2 separate regions of the Homo sapiens genome follow, and region 2 is linked to region 1. Evidence: chromatin contacts called from ENCODE Hi-C or POLR2A ChIA-PET data. All regions are on one chromosome and are shown on one strand. Each heading gives the region's core, a stretch centred on a gene start or an enhancer-like site at or near the end of the contact. The rest is flanking DNA. Distances are from core to core; before and after follow the strand shown. Region 1 overlaps ZHX3 (zinc fingers and homeoboxes 3). Region 2 holds the start of LPIN3 (lipin 3).

Evidence for each region. A loop is a pair of places that touch in the nucleus more often than their neighbours do. ChIA-PET counts read pairs that join two places held with the same protein, here RNA polymerase II (POLR2A). Pooled maps may share reads with other maps.
Region 2: a pooled map shows a loop between it and region 1 (2.0-fold over the local background). The contact joins the promoter of LPIN3 here to the enhancer-like site in region 1. A Hi-C loop is called at or near these places in 1 of 168 maps with a recorded cell type or tissue (heart right ventricle), 1 of 37 single-sample maps with no recorded cell type and 1 of 50 pooled maps. POLR2A ChIA-PET finds 5 or more read pairs at or near these places in 3 of 52 experiments (PC-3, activated CD4-positive, alpha-beta T cell and activated CD8-positive, alpha-beta memory T cell).

What each region holds. Positions count from the first base shown.
Region 1 is chr20:41,273,632-41,277,640 of GRCh38, reverse strand. The region is part of intron 1 of ZHX3 (zinc fingers and homeoboxes 3); the gene reads left to right. Among named protein-coding and RNA genes, the nearest start is that of ZHX3, 42 kb to the left of the region's middle. Within about 2 kb of position 2,065, at least 4 of the 41 ENCODE cell types and tissues checked have a DNase peak (open chromatin) inside an H3K27ac peak, as active enhancers do; they include PC-3, where a contact is called at or near this core.
Region 2 is chr20:41,338,537-41,342,545 of GRCh38, reverse strand. It overlaps LPIN3 (lipin 3), which reads right to left and starts at 1,725. Exons shown (of 20, transcript NM_022896.3): 1 at 1,544-1,725. RefSeq lists a silencer at 1,744-1,903 and an enhancer at 2,064-2,113.

The sequences.
Region 1 (4,009 bases), core at 816-3,315:
CAACCTGGGCGACAGAGCGAGACTCTGTCTCAAAAAAAAAGAAAAAAAAAATTAACATGGAGGGTAGGGCAAGAGAAATTTGAGAGAATTCTCTGTGTAATTCAGTCTTAAGAATTAATTGAACTCAATATAAATTTATATACTACTTTGAAGAGATTTATGTTTGTTTAAAGAGGTATATTTGAGTGTATCAAATACTTTAAAAATATACCTTTTTCTCAAAATATTAGCCACGTAGATGCAACATGATGGAAAACTGACTTCGTGCCATTAAAAAATGTTACAAAAATGTTTGTGTCATTTTAAAAAAGTATATAGTTGAATAAGTTTGTTTCTTTTGTAAGAGATAGGGTCTTGCTATGTTGTCCAGGCTGACCTTGAACTCCTGGGCTCTAGCAGTCGTCCTGCTTCAGCCTCCCAAGCAACTGGGACTACAAGTACACCCCACCTTGCCTGGTAAACTTTTTGTCAAATGTTTATACTCATGTAAACACCACTCCCAATCAGTATACAGAACATTTTTGCCACTCTAGAAAAGTTCCTTCCTCATGCTGTCTTGTCTGTCTTCACCATTCAAAGGTAATTTCTATTGTGATTTTTACCACCAGAAATTTTGTCTTTTCTAGAACTCCACATTTTATTTTATATCTAACTTATCTTGCTCACCATGCTTTTGAGATTTATCCATGATGTGTGTTAGAAACATACTCCTTTTTCTTGCTGAGTAGTATTCTATTGTGTGAATATCACAATTTTTAAAATCTATTCTTATGCTGACAGGTATGTAGGATGTGTCCAGGTTTTGGCTATTTAAAAATTGAGGATAGTTTGTAGCTATGTCATAAACCCCAGTGTGCTTTCTTCCTCCTTTTTCCTGTCTAGCAGGGCTTGTGAAGCAAGCACTTGCCCTGCAGTTAAGGGCATGTTTCCAGGCGCTTATAACTAAGACCACCACAAAGAGAACAGAAAACAAAACTAAAGTGAGCCCGCCAAGTCCCAGGCGGACGCCTCAAGAGTTCAGCTCTTGGGCACAGAACGGCAGGCCTGCAAATTAACTGAAAACTCCCTTTACAGAAAGAAAAAAAGAGCTAAGCATTGAGAGAGCTCGGGGAACCCAATTAGAGACCCAGAGAGCTACTACCACATTGGATCAAATCACAGCAGTTGTTTTGAGACCGAGAGGTTATTCAAAACGCTGAGCCTTGACTATACTGAGAGTGAGGCAGGGCGCTTCCTCTCCCCAGCAGCCTTGCAGCAAATTTCCCAAAGTGCCTTATCTGGGCTCCCTTTTACAGAGGCTTCAGGCTAAGGAGTACTAGGATATACTCTTAAAGTACTTCCCTGACTGCTTTTCCAACATGAGCTACATTTAAAAAAAAGAAAAAGAAAAACAGACTTTTAAGGGTGGGGTTGGGGGACATACTTGATAACTGGAAAACAAAAAAAATCCCACAGACTCAAGTGGCTATCATACATTCAGGTATTGAGCATACTCCCTAAGAACAGGAATTCTCAGCTCTGGGTTTGAGGGGCCCAGGATGCCTCTTTCTGTGACAGACAGGGCACAGCATCTCCTCTCCTATCTCATTCCTTGTAGAGTTCATTTTCCTCTATGCCACCACCAACCAAAGAGAATGTGGCCTTTATCCTGTTTCTTCGGACACTGCCTCTGTATCCAACCCATCCTCTGAATCTTTGTTTGTTTAGTGTTTTTATAAATTTATTTTTATTTTTTGTATTTCTTCTGTCCTCTGAATCTTCACACAGAGTTCAGGTTAACTGAGTGCAACTAGAGCTGAAGAAATGGAGAGGGAGAAGTACAGTCATTCAGTTAGCGTGTTGAAGACACTTTTAGAAGATGGGAAATTGTGTGAGCCCTAAAGATAGGACCCTCATCAGGCAGTGGTAAGACCAAAGAATAGGAAGTCCTCTCCATCTGCCATGTTAGAAGGGCTTTCCAGTTCTGGAAGAATTTGTGGCAAAACTCATGCCATGAGAGTGAGTCTCCTACGGATGTTATGCTGACCAGCCTTGCTCACTGTGCTGATTGCTTGGCATCAGACTCAGCCAGCAGGAGTCCACCCTATGTCTATCCTAACCCAGTTCTCGTCATCACTGGACTGTTGTCTATCTTTTGCGTCACTGCATCAGGTTTTTACCTGGTTACCTTCTGGGCCCCATTTCTTGCCTGGGCCTATTTTTTTTTCCCTTGCCCTCTTCAACTTAAACTTCCTGGTGAAAACAAAAAATAAACATTGACTCAGAAATTCAAATTTTACGTTAGCTAACATGCTCTGCCAAAGCACTGACCCTGAGCACCTGCCAGATGATATTTTTATTGCTTTTAGTTTCATTATAGATCGCAAAATATATGGAATTGGATTTCTTTTTCCTGCGATTTGGTGCTGGTTTATTTCAACAGATGGTATTTTCTGACTGAAGGTATTTATAAACAGTTTGATTATTTCTTTTCTTTTTTTTTGAGACGGAGTTTCACTCTTGTCACCCAGGCTGGAGTGCAATGGCACAATCTGAGCTCACTGCAACCTCCGCCTCCTGGGTTCAAGTGATTCTCCTGCCTCAGCCTCCCAAGTAGCTGGAATTAACAGGTGCCCGCCTCCACGCCCAGCTAATTTTTGTATTTTTAGTAGAGACAGGGTTTCACCATGCTAGCCAGGCTGGTCTCAAACTTCTGACCCCAGTTGATCCACCTGCCTTGGCCTCCCAAAGTGCTGGGATTACAGGCATTAAGCCACCGCACCTGGCCCAGTTTGATTCTTAAGATCCTTTCTGATGTTGCTGGATCACCTTGGACTATGAGTTTCATGTAGCTTATACATTGACAGGAGGTGCAAACTGAAACTTTGAAAAGTTGACACCAAACATCACTACTGAGGCAATCACTGCCCCTCACTCAGACTCATAATCTACTGGTTTCAAATGAACCAGTATTTATTTTAGGGGAATATATACTTTCCTTGCAATTGCGAGTCTTAGAAAACTCCACAGTGATTTTTCCTGGGTTATTGTGTTATCTTCAGTTCTAATTTTGATGTGTGAGCAAAAAACAGATTGTATCCAGCTCAAGTTACCTTTATAATATCAAGTGATTGTTCTCTCACAGACTTTAGCCAAAAATTTTTAAAGACTTGTAAAACCCTTCCTCTCCAACCGACACCCTGTCCAACTACAGTTGATACTTTAAGCTCTGACTCTCAAGCTTCTGTGAGCAAAATCTTTGGCGAAGTAGCTAATGTGACATAATCAATTTGGGGGGATTTGAACTACATGAAAAAGAGTTCCTGATACTGTTCTGCGAAGTCTGTTAAACAACTTAACTCTTATCAGTGAACAAATAAGCTTCGTGCATCTCTGTTCCTCTACTGGGAACTGAAGATAATGAAACTTAATTATAAATCAGGAAAATGAAAATCCTTAAGTTCTGACCTTTTCCATAGCCCAAAGCAAACAAAACAGACGTTACATAATTTACCTTCATTCTCTGGAGTATGAATTTTGGATTACCAATGGCAAGTATAAACTTCATATTTGTGACATACTCCAGGATATTAGTAAATTACCATAGCGATACAGACAGCTAAAGAAGTTAGTGTATCACCTTATCAAGGACATTTTAAAATAACCTTAAAATTACATCATAGAATGGAAAGACATCCATGGATTAGAATACTTAAAGATGGCAATACTACTCAAAGTGATGTAAAGATTCAGTGCAATCTTGACCAAAATTCCAGTACCTATTTTTGCAGAAATAGGAAAGCTGATCCTAAAATTCATATAGAATTGCAAGGGACCCTGAATAGTCAAAACAATCTTGAAAAAGAAAAACAAAGTTGGAGTATTCATGCTTCCCAATTTCAAAAGATACTACAAAGCTACAATAATCAAAATAGGTATAAGCATAAGAATAGACATATAGATCAGTGGAATAAAACTGAGAGTCCAGAAATAAACCTGTACATCTGTGACCTTTGAGAACAGTGCCAAG
Region 2 (4,009 bases), core at 476-2,975, 65 kb before region 1:
GAGCTCTGCTTGGCTCCCCTCTATCACCCTCCACCCACAAACTAACATGTCTAAAATCAGCCACTTCACTCCTCACACCTTCCCAGGAAGCCGAATACCCCTTAGGACTAGTCACTACCCCTCTCTCCCTCCCTAGCCCTCTGAATCTTCTCCCCCAATTTCCTGCTCATCCAGCCCCTCCTTTCTCCAGCTGTCCTAGGTTAAGACTTTATAACCAGATGCCCAGATCACGGGTGGCCACAGGACATTAGGAGAAAAGGCACCAGATTATCTGGGTGCTGATCCCCACTCCGCCATTTGCTAGCTGTGACCATGGGCAAGTGACTTCATCTCTCTGACCCTCAGTCTCAGCCTCCAAAATGGGAATAACATCAGGCACGTGTGAGTAACTAATGACTTTGTGTAAAGCCCTGGAATGCAATAAAAACCTGTATGTACACCTATCAGCAGCAGCATCATGACAGCCCCACTCATGCAGGCTGGTCCTGTGGGCACTGCAGGTCATACTCTGATGAACTGCCCCTGCCAGCAGTTGAGAGTTTGGACTTCTTTTATTTATTTATTTTTTTGAGATGGAGTCTTGCCCTGTCACCCAGACTGGAGTGCGGTGGCATGATTTTGGCTCACTGCAAGCTCCGCCTGCTGGGTTCAAGCAATTCTCCTGCCTCAGCCTCCCGAGTAGCTGGGACTACAGGCGTGTGCCACCACACCCGGCTAATTTTTTGTATTTTTAGTGGAGACGGGGTTTCACCGTGTTAGGATGGTCTCGATCTCCTGACCTCATGATCCACCCGCCTCAGTCTCCAAAGTGCTGGGATTACAGGCGTGAGCCACCGCGCCCAGCGGAGTTTGGACTTCTTAACTTGGCACTCAAGGCCATGCACAATGGTGGCACCACTATTTGCAAAACGAGCATGTGCACTCCACGTAGGCCTCACACCCCACCTTGGGGATGTTCACAGGCCTTCCAGGCTAGACTACAACTCTAGCACAGGGAAGCCAGAGCAAGCTGCCCTAGGACTAGGCTCTCAGCCCTCGGGGCTCCCAGGTTTGGGTGGATGAAGGGTGTGGCTCTCCACCGAGGACCAGAGGGAGCAGGAGAGTAAGCACTCCTAGTGCCCCAGTAGAGAGAAAGCGCCACCCCAGCCCCCAGCAGCTACAGCATCTGATCTGCCCAGTCTCAGGGCAAGCAGGGCAAGGGCCAGTCACTGTTTTGCAACTGAGGACACTGGGTACCAGAGAAAGTGGCTGTCCTCCTCAAGGTCACACAGTCAGGCTGGGGTAAAGCTGGGCCAGCCTCCCCTGGGAGGTTTCGACGTCTCCTCTCCAGACTCTACGTTCTGGGTGTCCAGGGGGCCTGCAGCCGCTGGGCCAGGGAAAAAGGGACAAAATGAGGCCAGTCCCTCCACCCCTGCGTCCCCATCTTACAGCTAGGGGTGGACCCAGGCCCGCGGACAGGAAGGAAGGAATGTAGGATGGCAGGACAGATGGGCAGGGCGGGAGGGGAGAGGGTCATCTCTTCTCCCCCCGAGTTGGGCCCTACCTGGGGAGCTGCCCACTGGAGCTCCTGGACTCAGAGCCGCCGCCTCTACCTACGTGCACAGGCTCCACAGGTGAGTGTCTTCGGCCCTCAGTCACTTGGCGCTTCCGGGTCCTCTAAGACAGGGTGAGAGCACGGCTCCACTCCTTCTACGATCCTAGTGCGGCCTCCACAGGCCCCAATCTGCCCAGGCTCCACTCCCTGGAAAGACCCCGCCCCTGCTCCGATCCCCGCCCAGGGCGCCCTTTGGCCTCGGAGGCGGGGGCGGGGCCAGACTTCATGCCCCGCCCACCAGACCCCGCCCCAAGTCCCTGTGCCACCGCCTGCCCCACCTCCAGAAAAGTGTGGATTTCGGAACGGGGCGGACCTAGCTCCTCCCAGATTTGCTTCCAGCTTGCTGTGTGATCTTGGGTGAATTCCTTCCTCAATTTGATCCCATTTCCTGTTTTGTCAAGGGGGAAAGCCGCCTTGCAGGATTTTAGAGATGACATGAAATGACTTTGCGCGGCTCCTGGCGCTCAAACGTCCCCTCCTGGGGGCAGCTTTTCCTGAACCCACCCGTATCTCCCAGACTGGACAGGCCCCTCGCGTCATCTGTTCGCATAGCCCACAGTTGTAATTTCATATTTGCTTGAATGACTACTTGATTAATGTATATCTCTTCATTTAAATTTGAACTCTGAGAGCAGGTCACGTACATCCTTACACTCCAGCGCTTATCAGTACCTCGCCTGACAAACAGCAGGCGCTCCATAAATGCCCGCACCTTCATTCCATCCCTGGGACGTTCTGGTCGAGCGGCAGCGGGCTCAATACTGACACTGGCCAGCAGGGGGCAGGCGGTGATCAGCCTTCTGGCCCAGCCGCGCTCCCTCCCTGTCTGCAGGCACTGCGGGAGGGGACAGGTGAGCCCAGGTGCGCCGAGGCACGCGGAAGGTGCATTTACTCTCGTGCCTTGGGCAAGGCCCGGGCCGGGAACGGCTTTTTCCTCTTGGATCTGTGGCTCGCGGCTTTCCTGGACCAAAGACCTTTCCGACGCCCTATGGCCCCTGCAAAGAAGCTGCCCTGAGAAGGGCCTGGAGATGAAGTAATTTGTTCTAAAAGAGAGAGGGCACCGAGGAAAGGCTTGGCGGAGCAGCAACGGCGACGAGCCAGGCTTAGAAACGACTGGGCGGTGAGGAGGAGAGGTAGCTGCCATTATTCTGACTCAGGGTGACAGAACCTGTTTGGAAGTGACTGGCCTCAGTTGTCCTCATTTTGGCAGAAGTCATTTAGTATCAGTCCTGATCCCAGGTAGTGTCTGGCTGCTATCTCAGAAGAGCCCTGTTGGGAGCAGAGCTATGTCAAGGTGGCCAGGAGGGCAGCGTCATACATACCATTTTCTGTAACATCAGGAAATCCCTGAAGGGAGCCCGAGAAGGAAGGAAGGAGAGGTCACAGGTTGGGGCTACAGATGCCGAAATCAATTTACCTCTTTGAGCCTCAATTTCATCGGCAAAGGTGGTGATAAAAGCTACCTTGCAGGATTCTATTGTGAGGATTTACAGGATGAATTAAATAAGTGGTTCTCAACCTTGACTGTGTGTTAGAATCACTGTGCCCTAGACGAATACTGATGCCCCGGATACTGGGAGTTTAAAAACCTCTCCAGTTGGTTGTAATGTACAAACAAGGCTGAGAACTGCTGATCCAAATTAAATGCAGAGCACAGCGCCAGGGCACACACTAGGCATTCAGGAATGTTTATCACATATTTATTTTTATTTAAAAAATTTTTGTGTCACACATTTTTAAAGATGGAGCACAAATTGTTTTCATTGTTCATTGTTAGAGGAAAAAAAGTTGATATAAAGGTTGTTGCAGAAATTGCATTTGCGGCTGGGGTGAGGTGGCTTACGCCTGCAATCCCAGCACTTTGGGAGGCAGAGGTGGGCGGATCGTCTGAGGTCAGGAGTTGGAGACCAGCCTGGCCAACACGGTGAAACCCCATCTCTGTTTTTTTGTTTTTGTTTTTGTTTTGAGATGAAGTCTCGCTCTGTCACTCAGGCTGGAGTGCAGTGGCACCATCTCTGCTCACTGCAAGCTCCACTTTCCGGGTTCACGCCATTCTCCTGCCTCAGCCTCCTGAGTAGCTGGGACTACAGGGGCCCATCCCCATGCCCAGCTAATTTTTTGTATTTTTAGTAGAGACAGGGTTTCACTGTGTTAGCCAGGATGGTCTCGATCTCCTGACCTCGTGATCCACCCACCTCAGCCTCCCAAAGTGTTGGGATTACAGGCGTTAGCCACTGCGCTCGGTCCCCCGTCTCTATTAAAAATACAAAAAAAAAAAAAATTAGCCAGGCATGGTGGTGCACAGCTGTAGTCTCAGCTACTCAGGAGGCTGAGGCAGGAGAATCACTTGAACCGAGGAGGTGGAGGTTGCAGTGAGCTGAGATGGCGCCTCTGTACTCCACCCTGGGTGACAGA